Linked DNA regions of Homo sapiens: region 1 is linked to region 2. The links are chromatin contacts, found by Hi-C or POLR2A ChIA-PET in ENCODE. All regions are on one chromosome and are shown on one strand. The core of a region is the stretch at or near the end of the contact, and the rest is flanking DNA. Distances in the headings are between cores, read along the strand shown.

The links. A loop is a pair of places that touch in the nucleus more often than their neighbours do. ChIA-PET counts read pairs that join two places held with the same protein, here RNA polymerase II (POLR2A). Pooled maps may share reads with other maps.
Region 1: a map of sciatic nerve shows a loop between it and region 2 (10-fold over the local background). The contact joins two enhancer-like sites. A Hi-C loop is called at or near these places in 2 of 168 maps with a recorded cell type or tissue (ascending aorta and sciatic nerve) and 1 of 50 pooled maps. POLR2A ChIA-PET finds 5 or more read pairs at or near these places in 2 of 52 experiments (A549 and SK-N-SH).

What each region holds. Positions count from the first base shown.
Region 1 is chr4:139,843,140-139,846,232 of GRCh38, forward strand. All of the region lies in intron 2 of MAML3 (mastermind like transcriptional coactivator 3), which reads right to left. Among named protein-coding and RNA genes, the nearest start is that of MGST2, 180 kb to the left of the region's middle. Within about 2 kb of position 1,677, at least 2 of the 41 ENCODE cell types and tissues checked have a DNase peak (open chromatin) inside an H3K27ac peak, as active enhancers do.
Region 2 is chr4:139,782,896-139,785,796 of GRCh38, forward strand. The region is part of intron 2 of MAML3 (mastermind like transcriptional coactivator 3); the gene reads right to left. It overlaps LOC124900782 (a long non-coding RNA gene), which reads right to left. Exons shown (of 2, transcript XR_007058277.1): 2 at 1-2,901. Among named protein-coding and RNA genes, the nearest start is that of MGST2, 120 kb to the left of the region's middle. Within about 2 kb of position 1,441, at least 2 of the 41 ENCODE cell types and tissues checked have a DNase peak (open chromatin) inside an H3K27ac peak, as active enhancers do.

The DNA.
Region 1 (3,093 bases), core at 427-2,926, 60 kb after region 2:
GAAGGTAAGACTAAACTGATAACTTATGGCATCTGTTCCTCCCAAAAGCTCTACGTGTACCCACCTGATAATGGGGCTTTGGCAATTACCTTACTGCTTCCAACCCAAGTCCTCAATCTACTATGGAGCTCAGCATGCGAAGAAAGGTGACGCCATCTATCTTTTGCCCAAAGCTGAGTACATACTAAGATGTGTCTACTCTCGGGTCCATGTGCTCAAATTTAGAAAACACACCAGAAAATAACTTGATATATCACAATTTTAGATTTACTACCTAGTCCCAATACAGGGAATTAGAATATTTCCAAAATCCTGAACTCAAATCCCAACTTACACTACTGACAGGTCTTAATTACCCATGTTTAAGGACAAGGCAAAAGTAAAACCCAAAACCTGATGAATTAACATTCATAATAAGTTAATCTAGCCCATATTTTCCCTTCTTAGTTCACCAACTGTTTTGCTAGAAAATTTATAGGATTACCTGTTCATAGATGTAGGTAATTATATACAGTTGGGGTTTCTCTAGAAATGACTCCTGAAGTATCTTAATTCGGAGTCTTCTAATGAAATTGCTACTATCTCCAGTTTAATAACCAAATTATTACTGTCCTGCTTGGTCTGATCACGTCCTAGTCTGGACCTCAGCTTCTGTTTCAAAAAATGAGCATTTCTTCACTTCCTGAGACCTCACTGTTTGGGTCTGATGAAGCAACTTCCCATGGACGGCATTGTAGCCATCGAGAGAAACCCCACTCACCAAAGGAGAAAGCTTGGCCCACAGGGCCCCTGGGAGGTGCCATTTTCATCTTCTATTGCACTGCGCTGACATTTTTAAATTATAATGACTCCATATCCCAAATGAGTCCTAAGAACATTCTGAATCAGCTAATTAATAAATCAATTGCTCTTCAGGATGGCATTTATCAAATTCACAACTAATATGTGAGGTGCGGGTAGAGTGGAAGTCTGCAGCTGCTACACCTCTGGCTCTGGTAGGACCCAGCTTGTTCCAAAACCTCTGTTGCACTCTGGCTGTAAGCGAAACACCTTCAAGTTTCTATGCATACTATTTGAGTCCATTGGGATACAATTTCATCATCAGAGACAACATCTTATGCAATAATGAGTAGTTGCCTAAAGAATGAAGAACAGGAGCATCCCTACTAATCAGACACTCAGTGTCCCATATGGTGATGGTAATTGAAACATCCTTCTGGTCACACTGTTGAACTAAGATTGAAATCAATTAGATGCCACTGTTTAGATGTTGGTGGCATTGTGCTGTCTTTTTCTTGGCACAGAGATGATGTGGGAGTTAACAATACCAAGCAAGGCATCCTACTTCACCAAGAGTGGACCACTGGTGAACTCTCAATCCCTTAAAACCTGATAATTTCTACAGGCTTCAGAATCACTGCCAACATCCTGAAAATCAGTTGTGACAATAAGGCTGTCAGAGCAGTGTGTACTGCTCTTAATCATCTACTTAGTGTCTCTTTCTTGGTCATAGACTGTACCTTCCTTACCACTGCAGCCACATGGCTCCTCTTCACATGCTGTTGTTGACAGTGTGGGTGGGATATAGGGATGGTGGGCAGCTGCCCAAATTTTCTGTTCATCAATAGTGGGATGACATAAAATGAGACCAGAAGACAAGACTGCAGAGAGCCTGGGGACAGGTTGAGTAAGAAGCAGAGAGCTGCTGTCCAGATGCCAGAGAGCTGAACAAAAGCCTGCCATTTGTTTAGTCCTATTCTGGCTCACACTATTCACCTTCCTTTCCTTTTGATATCATCAATATGGTTTTTCTCCTGGAAGAGACTTTCTATTTCTCTTTCTCTCTCTCTGTCTGTCTCTCTCTCTGTCTCTCTCTCTCTCTCTCCCTCTGCCCCAACACAGCATCCCTTTTGATGAGATAATGGGTGTTGACTTGCAGTCCAATACTTACTAAAGCCTGATGGCTCTACAAATTACTTAGACAGAATCTAATCCTGAGGGTAGGTATCAATGATAGGGTATGTGTGTGGGGAATCAGAAATGGCATGTTGTCCTACAGAGAGGTCACACCAAAGAAGTAAGAAGATGGGAAAGAAGAAGTGAGGGTGGTGACAGAGAGGGGGAACTAGACATGTGGCTGCATTAGACAGAGTACACAGAAGGGAGGCTCAATGTGGACATGGGAAAAGGTATATTCATTAAGAATGAAAATAGAAGAGGGCTTCTTTATTCAAGTTCTGGGTGTCTGAATCAGGTCAAACTGGCAGAGACACATAGGTAGAAATTGAAGTTAGAAAAATTAAATAAGTGCAAGGAAATCATATTTTGCTGTGTAAGTTCATTTCTAAACATACAGATGTCAGAGAGTTTTGATAAATGCTCATATTCTTTTCATGATTGTACTAAGATCTCACACGGTAAATGACATCAGGAGTTAGAATGGATTGAGATCAAGACAAAGCAGGAACCTACTTTGAATAAAATTTTACTCATCTCAGTATTTTTGGATGTTTCCTTTATCTGAACTAAAGCACTTCATATGATGTCATCTCTTATTTTCTCTTTTGTAGTCTCCTTTATAAATCTATGGTGAATGGTATAGAATAGTTTCATTGGTACCACAATCCCCTTATACCTGATATTATGATAATTCTGAAATACAAACTGAATAAATACATAGGTCATTTTCAAAATGATTTTTATTTGCTCAACAGATTGAATCTGTGCAGTAGTAAAATTACAGTTCGTTAAGTAAATCTTGAGTCAGAGTAAGGTTTAGCAGGGTAATGTTGATCTTTAACCCCTTCATCTAGAATATATTTTTAGGAGTGGGAGGAAATCCCAACATCTATATAAACAGAGAACTCAGAGTTTGAAATGCTCCAAGCAGACATAGTTATTTGTGACAGCTTGACAGTGACAAAAAATCCAGGAGCTGAAATGCTTTCTCCTCGGCTTATGAGTGGCTTTTTATGCAAATCTTGATAGATCATTTTATGCCTTAATTTTCCTACCTACAGATTGCCAGAAGCCTTGGTGACTAAACTATGGCTTATAAGAAGCTAGCACTGTACTTTATTTTTATTTTACTAG
Region 2 (2,901 bases), core at 191-2,690:
TTTGCAACATTCAAAGTAGAGCCTTACAATTGTATTTGCTGCCCTTTCCTATGCTCCAAATTTGGCTTTAGGCTGCCTATTTTCAGTGTTTGGGAACCTCAAAAAAGGAGCAATGCATAAAACTTCCAGCTGATAGGAATCCTTCCCCAGGGCTTGTCATTTAGCTGCAGCTCCAGCAGGCATTTTGAATGAAGGGGAAAAAAGGACATACAGCCTCGCTAAGTACAGGGGCCTTAAAGAAAACACGGTTCTTAAAGCCCTTTTGTCCTCTGTCTATCTGTAGCACAGGATAATGAAAATGGATACGTGTTGCCTGTTGTTCCTATGTAAATGCTACCTCGAGGACACAGTCTTCACCAGGCAGATGGCTAATTTCTTTGCTCTAACCTCATTTCTCCAGTATTCCGGTGTTCCTGTGACGTCCTGCTCCTGGAGTCAGGTCCTAATTGTTGTCAAGCGTTCAGAGACAAAAGTGGTGTCTACACATCATTCATGTGAAGGCTGTTACTGGCTATGAACTGTAGTTGTGGTGGCAGCAGCAGTGACTGCAGTGGCTGCAACACAAACCTTATGGCAGGTAGTACCTGCTGGTGTGGGGCTGCTCAGAACCTGCCTTTCTGCTTCCAAGTGTCAAGCTGAACATTTTCCTTTGTTATCGCTTCCAGCCCCTGGACTCCAACGTGCTGAAAGCCCTGTGTCTTTCTGTTGGGATCAATACCCGCTTCTTTAACTGTTCCTCTCTGGTTCAGACTGTCTCTCGGCATCATTCTGACCATGCAAATCTGGGGATGCCCAAGAGAGGGCTCATTTGTCTTGTCACAGATTTGGGGGGTGCTGGTTAACTTGTGGCCCCTTGGAAACCCCACTGCCACCGAGCAGTCAGGTAATCCTAATAGCCAGGACCCTCCCAGTCAGCGATTGGCCGTCTGATTGGATGCACATTCATCTTCAAGTTATGTTGTGTGACAGCCCGGGCTGCTGAACACCATTTTAACATGCAGATTGACTCCTCGGAGGCTCTTCATTACGCATTTAGCGGTCTGTTTTCAGACTAACCAGCATGTCAGAGAGGCCCGCTATCCTCTTTCCACCTGGGTGGAGGAAATAGCTCACTGACTGTGGGGGAGCCACAGATATTAAAATGCATATGTTTACCTTCCTGAGCATCCGCACACAACAGCTTTCTCTGATGCAAGAGAAGAAAAAAGAAGAAAGGACCCTTGGTTCTGAAATGCAAGGAAAATGGCTAGCAAAACAAGCGAGCCTTTGTTGATGAGAGCAGTCAACAAGGCCAGGCCCGCCTGATGCCGCCCAGCTGCCCGCAAGCCGACCTGGGAGCGTCCACACAAGCACTCCTCTTATCGACACACAGACCCTCTCTTTCTCTCTCACACAGAGCCTGAAGCATTTTAAGCAGAACACTTCCAATTTCCTGTTTCTAAAACCATCTTGCCTCTCCAGTGGCATTCCAAGCGATCCTGGCGAGGCACGGGATGAGGGAGAATGGTGTTGGTTTAGGTGGCTTCCACTGCAGGGCTCTGGGCTTACTTGCGAGGCTCCAGGCCCCTTCTTTACCCACCCCTCTTCTCTCCCTGCTGTGATTGACTTCCACTTGCTAAAAATACTTCCCTATGGCCTCTCGTTGTTCCTGCATGAGTGCTGATGTTTTCTTGTGCGCGTGTGTGGGTCGCCTTTCTCAAGAATCTCTTTCCATTCCTTAAAAAGAAACATTTGTATTGCTTTTAATACAATTCTCATCTCTTCCCACTTAGTCCCCCAATGTACTATTCTCTCCATTCTTCTGAAGGACCAATTAAACTGGAAGGGTACTCAGTTCTTTGGGCCTTTGCTATGCGCTACGCCTTGGCCAAGTCTGCAGCCCCTGCCCTCATCTCCGATCACTCTCTTGCTTCATTTCTTTGTTGTCACCAGAGAAAGATCCTGGAGAGGTTTAGAAGGCTAGCTTGGTTCTCACAAGTGGGAGCTAATGTGTGCACGTGGACATGGAGTGTGGAATGATAGACATTGGAGACGAGGAGGGGTGGGAGGGTGGAAAGAAGGTAGATGATGGGAAATCTCTGAATGGTACTATGTACATACCTTATTCGGGTGATGTATACACTAAAAGCCCAGATTTCATCATCACACAACATAGCTGTATAACAAAATTACACTTGTACCCCTTACATTTGTACAAAAGAAGAAGGCGGCTAGCTTGGACACAAACACTCATGAGGCCAGGGCCGATACCTGGATTCCTAACTGACAGACACCCAGCCACATGGCTCCTGGGTGCTCAATGTCTGAACCACAGCCTGCCCCTCAGCTTCTGGGTCCTCCCACACGGTGCCGGATCCTGATACCAAGACCGAGGACATGGATGGGGTTTTGCTGTTTACATGCTTAAAATATTAATAATCAGAGTTCACTTTCATAGGGCTCTGGGCAGAAAATAAAATGACAGCAGAGCTGTATTCCTAATTCCCCTGGAAGGGCTGTGAAGGAGGAATATAATGGTTCCCTATGCTTGCTCTGGGATCAGAGTGTTCTTGATGAGTGAATTGGGCAGTAAACACAGCTCTTTATTTTTGTACGGAATGTGGTGATCCCCACTGGCAGGAACAGGTTGCATGTGGTTGCTGGGCTGTTGCTTGGCTGGTGCTGCACTGCGGAGTATTGTTTGGAAAAATATCACCCAGCACGAACAATATGGCTCCCCAGCGCCTGGGGCACTGCATGGAGAGATCTGTCCCTTCATTCACATATCTCTGCACTAATTTTTTTTTTCCTGTGATAAAACAGATTTCCTGAATTTAAAATGCTACTGAGGGTTTTGGGTGGTGGAGCTATGCTGTGTTTTAAGAAGAGTCCTTGATTGGCAAGTGAGCAGGGGGCAGCTTG